Linked DNA regions of Homo sapiens: all the other regions are linked to region 3. The links are chromatin contacts, found by Hi-C or POLR2A ChIA-PET in ENCODE. All regions are on one chromosome and are shown on one strand. Each heading gives the region's core, a stretch centred on a gene start or an enhancer-like site at or near the end of the contact. The rest is flanking DNA. Distances are from core to core; before and after follow the strand shown. Region 1 overlaps NEXN (nexilin F-actin binding protein). Region 2 overlaps FUBP1 (far upstream element binding protein 1). Region 3 overlaps MIGA1 (mitoguardin 1).

Region 1 (3,069 bases), core at 41-2,540, 100 kb after region 3:
TATTAGTCTCAGTTTGAGATACTCTGCCAAGACAACGTATTTTTTGAACTGTTACTAACAGCTGAGATTGTTGAACGCTAACATTTATAAAAAGGCAATTTTATTTTCATCATTTGTCTTCTTTCCTCAGAGTTCCTGAGAGTTTATGTTTTGGTTTTTATATAATAGTACAGAGTGCAGTATCTGTTACCAAGAAGAAATGTTCAACAACCACAAAAATTTTAGTCATCCCTTTTATCTAACAGAATAAGTTAAAAATCTTTCAATTTGATGGTGTGCCCAAAACTACAGCCCATAAATTGGGAGCAATTTTATCTCAGGGCCATGTGTTTCATTTCACCACTCTTCTTAGTTTTTAAAAAAGTCAGAGGCAACAACAGATTATATAATTAAAATGAATTAAATAATAATTTTAAAATATTTTAATACAATCAAATACCAGAGAGTTTATCTATAATATATATAAATGTTTAATAAATCACTTGGAAATACTGTGTTTTTTTCTCACTAAATACTGGTTTCATTAAGTATTTAAAAGCTTGCATAGAGAGAAAAATCATATGAGGAAACTTTTTTTTGTTTAAACTGAATCTATCCACCATCAAATTGATTTAGAGTATATTCACATGCACATTTTGTGGATTAGTGCACAAATAGCTTAATTCAGGCAATGTCACTGCAGTTTCGTTATCCAAACAGCTGTATTAACTCCATCTTCTAGGAAATAGAATGCTTCTTGAACCTCGTCAGCAATGGATTTCAGCAAGATTAACTCATAATGCACAAAGAATTTAGAGTAGGAGATATTTAATAATAATCTGTAAAAAAATGTTCTTCATAATAACATTGATGACAGTGTAATGAAATTCACCTATGATGGAGGTAAAGTCCCATGAAACCCAATTTTGATTAAGAAGAAATAGGCTAATTATCTATTTTATAAAATAGGAAGGAGATGATTCACTACTTATAACTGTGGTACCTGTCAAATCATATAAAACATCTGGAAAAATGAAAAAGAATTTTGAGGATCTAGAAAAAGAACGTGAAGAGAAAGAAAGGATCAAGTACGAGGAAGATAAAAGAATAAGATATGAAGAACAACGACCATCTCTCAAGGAAGCAAAGTGTCTTTCATTAGTTATGGTAAATTTTTGTTTGTTTGTTTTCTAAGAAACAAATCAAGGCAGTTTAAGTTAGCAGCATTTTCCTTTATGACTAAAAGGTGGGTTTTCATAACGTTTTCTTAGGATGATGAAATAGAAAGTGAAGCAAAAAAAGAATCACTTTCTCCCGGAAAATTGAAACTAACTTTTGAAGAACTGGAGCGACAAAGACAAGAAAACCGAAAGAAGCAAGCTGAAGAGGAAGCAAGAAAACGTTTAGAAGAAGAGAAGCGTGCTTTTGAAGAAGCAAGGCGGCAAATGGTAAATCTACATATTTAAACCTTACAATTAATATTAATGAAGTTAGCCGACTTAAGATAAGGTTTACTACTACAAATTCAAAGAGATTTTACATATAGAAGGGCTGATTTTCTAATTGTATTCATATTTCATATATAAAATACATCTAGGCTAGGCACGGTGGCTCATGCTGTAATCCCAGCACTTTGGGAGGCCAAGGTGGGTAGATCACCTGAGGTCAGGAGTTTGAAACCAGCCTGGCCAACACTGTGAAATCCCTGTAATCCCAGCTGCTTGGGAGGCTAAGGCACGAGAATCACTTGAACTTAGGCGATGGAGGTTGCAGTGAGCTGAGATCACGCCATTGCACTCCAGCCTGGGTAACAGAATGAGACTGTCTCAAAAAAAAAAATCCATACTGTTTTCCAGTTTTCACTCTGGGGCATTTTACCCAATATGCTTTAAATTTTTATTTTTATACATTGTTATTAATGTATAAATATGCAAAATAATTACTCAATGAACCTGGTTTCCTTCATCTGTTAGTTCAATCTGCAAAGTACTTAATGACATGGGTGCGGGACTGATTATAAGTGTAAACTTGTCCTCAGCAGTCCAGTTTTTCAACTGTTTGAACATATCAAAATAACAGTTTACGGTGGAATATGCAGTTTGTCCTATTAAGTGTATGTGTGTGCATATTTGTGTGCATGCCTCTGTGTGTGTGTGTCTGTGTGTGTGTGTGTGTGTGTGTGTGTGTGTAGTGTGGTTAAGAGCATGGATTGTGGGGCCAGATTGTCTAGATTCAGATATCAGCCATTTACTAACTGTGTAACCATGGACAACTGTTTTAATCTCTCGCTGTGTTAATTAATTAAATCTCTCTTAGTTTCTTCATTTTTAAAATGGTAAAAATGAAAGCGCCTACTTCTTTTTTTTTTTAACTTCCACAATGACTTGGATTTTTTTTCAATGCCTATTTCTTAAATGGTTAAACAAGTTAATATCTAGGAAGCACTTAAAATGGTGTTTGTTACATATACTAAGTTCTTTGAAAATGTTAATTATTACTATGGTATTAATAGATTTATCAACAGAAAGTAAAACTGAAATAAGAAAACACTGATTCCAAACCTCGTTTTAAGATTTAAAAATGCGCCAGGCATGGTGGCCATGCCTGTAATCTCAGCACTTTGGAAGGCTGAGGCAGGCAGATCCCTTGAGCCCAGGAGTTTGAGACCAGCCTGAGCAACATGTGGAAACCATGTCTCTACAAAAACAAATACAAAAATTAGCCAGGTGTGGTGGCACAGACCTGTAGTCCAAGCTCCCCGGGTGCTGAGGCGAGAGGATTGCTTGAGCCCGGGAAATCAAGGCTACGGCGAACTATGAATGAGCCACTGGACTCCAGCCTGGGTGACAGAGTGAGACCCTGTCTCAAAAAAAAAAAAAAAGGATCTAAAAATGGAATATTTGTAATTTTAAAGTTACAGAACTTTCTTGATCAGCTTTCTTGAATGATGTTCTAAGAATTATATATATAAAAATTTAATTTTCTAGACATTTATTTGAAAATGTTATTACTCGGGTATAGCTGCATAATATCTGCACATTTTAGATATTTCTGGTGGTCAACTTAATAAAGAAATAGTATTGTTAAATA
Region 2 (3,063 bases), core at 446-2,945, 120 kb after region 3:
GCTCCTTGAAGGAACACAATCAAGGATGATACACAGCACAGTCCTCCTCACCCCTACAGAGCTAGTTCTATACTGGCTGGATCAAACCTGCACTTCAACAGACAATGGCAAGACAGACTGTATTTGCATGTAGTCTAATATATTAATATGCAAAGAGCCAACAAATATGCAAAGAGTAAAACAATGGATTTCAACAAAATATCAGAACTTCAGCATGAGTGTTAAAGAGTAATAAAATGACTTCAAGTACATAAAAAAATTAAGTTGATTCAATGATTGGACTTGTGCATTTACAAAACAAAGCTTATCTATACTGCATAAAGAAAAAAAAAAAGCTTGAACGTTTCCATACCCCATTTATGTTTCAATGGCAGATGCAATGTAGCTATACTTTTTGCACACTATTCACTTTTCTATCCTAAATTTAGAAAGAAACACACTAACATTATATACATTGAAAGAGTTGCTTCACATGGAAAAAAACTGTTCTTATTAGACTACTCATATTCACTATCTGAAAACTGTTTAAAATTAGTTATGCCGAAACAGTCTTGGAAATCAAGTATTATCAAATTAAGAACAGAAAGGTTAACTGTTATAGCAGCAGTACAGGTCTGAAACAGTGGTCATGTATAAAAGGAAATTTCACTGTTAATGCAATGGAAGTATGCCAAAAGATCATTGTACACACATGCAGTTTTTAATCAAACAGAAGGAAAAAAAATGAAGATATCAGGATTACTTGTGCTGAAAGAGCCAATACAATAAATGGAAAAGATCCTCCAATCTACCACTATACTGCAAGGGGGGAAAAACATGCCAGTGTTTAAAAACTCAATATTTCATGGGGAAAGCTTATATATTTGTGTATATGTATCTTAATTTATCATTGCTAAGAAATTATGAATCCTTTAAATACCCACATATCCAACTTACCGACACAGGAGGTTTCATATCATTTATTGTAAAGCACAAAACAGGCATTTTAAAAGTGAAAGTATACATTGAAAAAGTACATTTATATCACAAAGCATCAACCACATAATTGCAAATACATTTGCTGGAATGTGTACATCTACACTAAATACTAAAAACAAACCAATTTTCATTTCTACACAGAAATATTAACCTCCTATCAGTAGTGATAGATATTTTGTACATTTTCAAAAAAAAAAAAAAAAAAGGAAACACTATTTTAAACCAAAAACAAAATTAAGATCTTCATCAAGTCGTCTGCATCCATATATTTAACAAAGGTTTTTTTCCCCCACACAATGAAGCAAATACTGTATTGTCCACTTCTTATTATTGGCCCTGTGCAGAAGAGATACATAAGAAATACACAAAAAGTTAAAGAAAATCCTTGAAATGGAGCTAATTCAGGAGTGAATCCTTTAAGAAAGAAAAAGTGGTTAATATAAATGGTGGTGGCTTCTTGCATGATTTGCAAATCCCTGGGGGAAGAAAATTTATTTTTAAAATCAAAGGCATTGCAGAAATATTCACCACTCAGATGCTGGAAAGCATTATAAAAAACAAAAAAACCCAAACAATACACCGTAGTACTTCATTTAAATAGTTATTATACTTTGCCAGATAAAAATTTAAAAGGCAAACACTCCCAAACAGACAAACAGTAAACATGCAGAAAACAGACTGGAGTAGAAATCAACAAATTAGCAATTACATTATACCTGAGGTGCTGGAGGATGCTGTGGCATTCCCTGGGGACTTGTCTGGGCATAATAGGCTGCTTGTTGTCTATAATACTCAGCCCAGGCTGCACTATAATCTGGCTGACCACCTGGAGGAGCCCCAGTCGGAGCAGGAACTGCCTGACCTTTGAAAAAAAAGAACTTTGTTGCTGTAACCACAATTATAAGCCCAACATCTCATTTCTAATAAAAACAATACCTTGCTTCTTGTAATATTTCTCCCAAGCCTTTGAATAATCTTGTGTTTGCCCTTGTTGACCAAAAAAAAAAACCCCTAAACTTTAATATAAAATTACATCCACTGTAAGTACAGGTTATAAGACAAAAGCACAGAGGGTCAGAATTACTCCTGTTTTATTTAAAATATTCATTTAGTAGTGTCAGGAAACTACTCTGCAATTAGAAAAAAAAAAAGAACGCTCTTTTCTTTTTGCCTTATAATTAATCGTTAACTTTTAGTTCTAGAGCGTCATTATTAGTAAAAAAACAGAATCAACCCCAAATCCACACTGCTTTAGCTAAGGAAGGTAAAGATTTAGGCATAATCTTAATTCGATTCCAGAATTACAAAAAGAACATTTTTGAAAAACTTTAAGCCCACTTAAAGGCAATGATTTAAAGACTGTATTAAGACCTAGCCAAGACTTTTTCCTGATTAGTAACCTATAAAGTGTATGTACACACACACATAATAAGATGTTAAAAGTATTAATAATTTATTCCAATTACAACACAATGTTATTAAAAGTAACCTGACAAGGAATAAAGAACAAGATCAATGAAAACACATAAAACTCAGCTTTCACAATCAGGTCTTTTTCCAAATAAGGTGACTTTGCTGAATTAAGAGATTAAAGAAATATAGCAATGAAATGCAACGCATGAATCTTGAATGTACTCTGAATTAAACAAAACACACAGACGACAAAAGACATATTCCTGACAACTATGGAAATTTAAATATAGTCTGTATGTTTGTGATAATATTGAGGGTATTTATTTTCAGACAGGGTCTCACTCTGCCACCCAGGCTGGAGTGCAGCGGTGCAATCATGGCTCACTGCAGCCTCAACCTCCCAGGGCTCAGGTGATCCTCCCACCTCAGCCTCTAGAGTAGCTGGGACTACAGGCCCACCATGCCTAGCTGACATTTTTCTCTTTTTTTGTAGAGATGGGGTTTTGCCATGTTGTCCAGGCTGGTCCTGAACTCCTGGACTCAAGTGATCCACCTGCCTTGGCCTCCCAAAGTCCTGGGATTACAGGCGTCAACCACTGTGCCCAGACATTGAGTTTATTTAGAGCAAACTGTCTTGTCTGCAACTTACTTTGAAATGGTTCATACACAAAA
Region 3 (3,188 bases), core at 486-2,985:
GACAAAATTTTTAAAAAGTTCTTTAAAGAATCACTTAGTTTCAAAGCTGGTGGGCCTGTTGAATTCTAAACTCTGTTTCTCTGTTGCCACATAGGTCGTGACACCTCAGCTGGTAACCAGAAATATTAACTATCCTTTGTGAATAGCCTATAAACCATACTGTTGTTTATACGCATGGGAACTTCTGCAAGTGATTTGGTTGTGTTGTTGTTTTTACTTTGGTTAAATTTTAAATCTATTTTCTATTCCGTAACATTGCCATCCAAGAAGCCATTAAATATGATAAATACTGAAAAGAAGATCTGACATTTCTGTTAATTTAGCAGCAAACATGCTGGAAATATTAGAACTAATGCTGAGAAAATAAAAGAGCAGTATTAAAATAGGAGGACTTTTATTTTTAAAATGAAAAACTTCTGACAACCTGGCTCTAAAATTGCAAACATTCAAATGCATTCCTAAGCTGTGCTGTCATCTGTGTTAAAATAGAAAACAGGCTGGGTGTGGTAGCTCATGCCTGTCTGTAATCCCAGCACTTGGGAGGCTGAGGCAGGAGGGTTGCTTGAGACCAGGAGTTCAAGACCCAGTCTGGACAACATAGCGAGATCCCCGTCTCTATAAAAAAATTTAAGCCAGGAATGGTGGTGTGTGCATGTAGTTCTAGCTAGTCAGGAGGCTGAGGCAGGAGAATCCCTTGAGCCTAGGCATTCGAGGCTTCAGTGAGTTACGATTGGGCCATTGTACTTCAGCCTGAGAAACAGTGAGACTCAGTCTCTAAAAATAATTAAAATAGGAAATATTTTTGATATTTTGGAAGGAGGTGATACTGATACAAAATGGTTTACTAGTAATATTTTGTGTTTTAAAAGCATAAACACAGATTTTATTATAATTATTGTGGTTTAAAAGTATGCCTGCAAAAAGAAATATAGCACAGTAGTTGTATTTCAAGCCATCTTTACAATGTTTCCTATGATAAGAAAATAGCTTTGCATTAGGCAGGGTTTGAATTATGTTTTAAGGAATGAATTCCACCCATAAAATATAACCCACTCCATATTCTATAATTTATTGTTTGCCATGTTCCATGCTGCATTTCCTTAACCATCCTGAATTAATGAGTCATTATTGCATGCATTTCTAAGTGCTAGTGCACCAAGAGTTTAATACAGGCTTAAACAATAGTTATTTGTTCTATTCCTCTTTTTTTTTTTTTTTTTTTTTTTGAGATAGGGCCTTGCTCTGATGCCCAGCCTGGAGTGCAGTGGCATGATCTTGGCTCACTGCAACCTCCGCCTCCAGGGTTCAAGTGATTCTCTTGCCTCAGCCTCCCAAGTAGCTGAGACTGCAGGTGCGCTGGGGACTACAGTCGTGCCCCACCACACCTGGCTAATTTCTGTATTTTTAGTTGAGGCGGAGTTTCACCATGTTGGCAGGCTGGTCTCGAACTTCTGGCCTCAAGTGATCTGCCCGCCTCAGCCTCCCAAAGTGCTGAGATTACAGCATGAGCCACGATGCCTGGCCCTGTTCTGTTTCTCTTATAGGAATATAGGAGTTGTGCAATCACAAACAAATGAAATGAAGATTTGAGTTAGTTCTCTAAAAATGAAAACGTTTTCCTTATTCACTTATAAGACCGTTTAGTGCTGAATGTGAGATGTTGAAATCACTAGAGGGCAGCACGTTTTATCTACATGTTGGATGCCTGTGACTCAGGTGCCATTCTGTGTTGCTACTTGTAGCACTGGGAGTTAAATATAAGTCAACACTTGCTGGCAGGCTTTGTATGCACCTGGTACTGTAACTCAGAATGAGAAAGAACGTGGAAGTTATGCAGAGAAGACATGAAATAACATTACTGTAAATTTCCATTATTGTGCAAGTTCTTCTAGCTAAAAGTATCTGGAAGTGTTATGTTTATGTTTATTTGTAGCTTCTATTTTCAGAGATTGTTAAATTATAATTGATAAACTTTTTTTTTGTAACTTCTGAAGGCTTAACGAAAACCTCCAATATGATTTCAATTATACATAGTATAACTTAGTAATTAAGAATATGGGCTTTGGAGTCAAACAAGCATGGGTTCAAATCCTGGCTCTACCCCTCTTGCTAGCCGAGACATTAAGCAAGCCTTGACTTTGCTTAGACTCAGCTTTTTCATCTGTAATGTGTAGGAGTATATTAGGATCAACTTCATAAAACTGTGAGGATTAAGTGAGATTACATAACATATTTAGCATAGGCACATGGTAAACACTTATCTATTCATTATTATAATTATAGTCTAGCAGTTTAAAGAGGCCTGTTCTAAGCTGGTTTAAAAATTTCATAGTTATAGATAGGAGGATGTCACATGTTCATAAGTTGTTTTACAATGATATTGTTAGTCAATTCTGCAGACAACATTCTTTTTTTCTGGGAATTAATTTGATTTTTCTCATAGTAATATAAATTTGTATTTAATGAAACAAGGTAAGCCATGTTTAAACTTATTTTTTGGTAAAGTAAAAAAAGGTGCTTTTTATAAATCTACCTTTTTCCGGGTTAGAAATTATCTGAAGGGTTTGAAAAAATAATTATTCTAGATGTAGCTAAGATTACTGATTTTCCCTCATCTCTGACCTTGTCATGCGTAGGAGGAAAATAAAAAATGATAATGGATATACTGCCTCTTGCTGGCATATCCTATTATTATTAATTATTATTATTATTTGAGACAGGGTCTTGCTCTGTTGCTTGGGCTAGAATTCAATGGTGCGATCATGGCTCACCACAGCCTCAACTTCCTGGGTCCAAGTGATTCTCCCATTTCAGCTTCCTGAGTACCTGGGACTACAGGCGTGAACTACCATGACTAGCTAATTTTTTAATTTTTTGTAGAGACAGGATCTCACTATGTTGCCAGGCTGGTCTCGAGCTCCTGGGCTCAGGCAGTCCTTCTTCCTTGGCATCCCAAAGTGCTGGGATTACAGACATGAGCCACCATGCCAGGTCTGGATTCTGAATAAATTAAGAACACAAAAAGAGCCTTTTTTTTTTTCTGAGATGGAGTCTTGTTCTGTTGCCCAGGCTGGAGTGCAGTGGCACATTCTTGGCTCACTGCAACCTCTGCCTCCTGGGTTCAAGTGATTCTCCTGCCTCAGCCTCCCGAGTAACTGGGATTAAAAGCGCCCGCCAGCACGCCCAGC

What was found. Hi-C counts contacts between places; a loop is a spot of excess contacts on that map. ChIA-PET counts read pairs that join two places held with the same protein, here RNA polymerase II (POLR2A). Pooled maps may share reads with other maps.
Region 1: a pooled map shows a loop between it and region 3 (2.2-fold over the local background). The contact joins two enhancer-like sites. A Hi-C loop is called at or near these places in 2 of 50 pooled maps. POLR2A ChIA-PET finds 5 or more read pairs at or near these places in 4 of 52 experiments (AG04449, OCI-LY7, Panc1 and 1 more).
Region 2: a loop to region 3 is called in a pooled map, with 1.9 times the contacts of the local background. The contact joins two enhancer-like sites. A Hi-C loop is called at or near these places in 2 of 168 maps with a recorded cell type or tissue (colonic mucosa and psoas muscle) and 2 of 50 pooled maps. POLR2A ChIA-PET finds 5 or more read pairs at or near these places in 5 of 52 experiments (OCI-LY7, activated CD4-positive, alpha-beta T cell, activated T-cell and 2 more).

The regions. Positions count from the first base shown.
Region 1 is chr1:77,925,466-77,928,534 of GRCh38, forward strand. NEXN (nexilin F-actin binding protein) reads left to right here. Exons shown (of 13, transcript NM_144573.4): 7 at 949-1,146; 8 at 1,251-1,427. Among named protein-coding and RNA genes, the nearest start is that of NEXN-AS1, 37 kb to the left of the region's middle. Within about 2 kb of position 1,291, at least 3 of the 41 ENCODE cell types and tissues checked have a DNase peak (open chromatin) inside an H3K27ac peak, as active enhancers do.
Region 2 is chr1:77,947,461-77,950,523 of GRCh38, forward strand. FUBP1 (far upstream element binding protein 1) reads right to left here. Exons shown (of 20, transcript NM_003902.5): 19 at 1,695-1,840; 20 at 1-1,314. The coding sequence ends at 1,306. Among named protein-coding and RNA genes, the nearest start is that of FUBP1, 30 kb to the right of the region's middle. Within about 2 kb of position 1,696, at least 5 of the 41 ENCODE cell types and tissues checked have a DNase peak (open chromatin) inside an H3K27ac peak, as active enhancers do; they include OCI-LY7, where a contact is called at or near this core.
Region 3 is chr1:77,823,781-77,826,968 of GRCh38, forward strand. All of the region lies in intron 7 of MIGA1 (mitoguardin 1), which reads left to right. Among named protein-coding and RNA genes, the nearest start is that of MIGA1, 46 kb to the left of the region's middle. Within about 2 kb of position 1,736, at least 10 of the 41 ENCODE cell types and tissues checked have a DNase peak (open chromatin) inside an H3K27ac peak, as active enhancers do; they include OCI-LY7, where a contact is called at or near this core.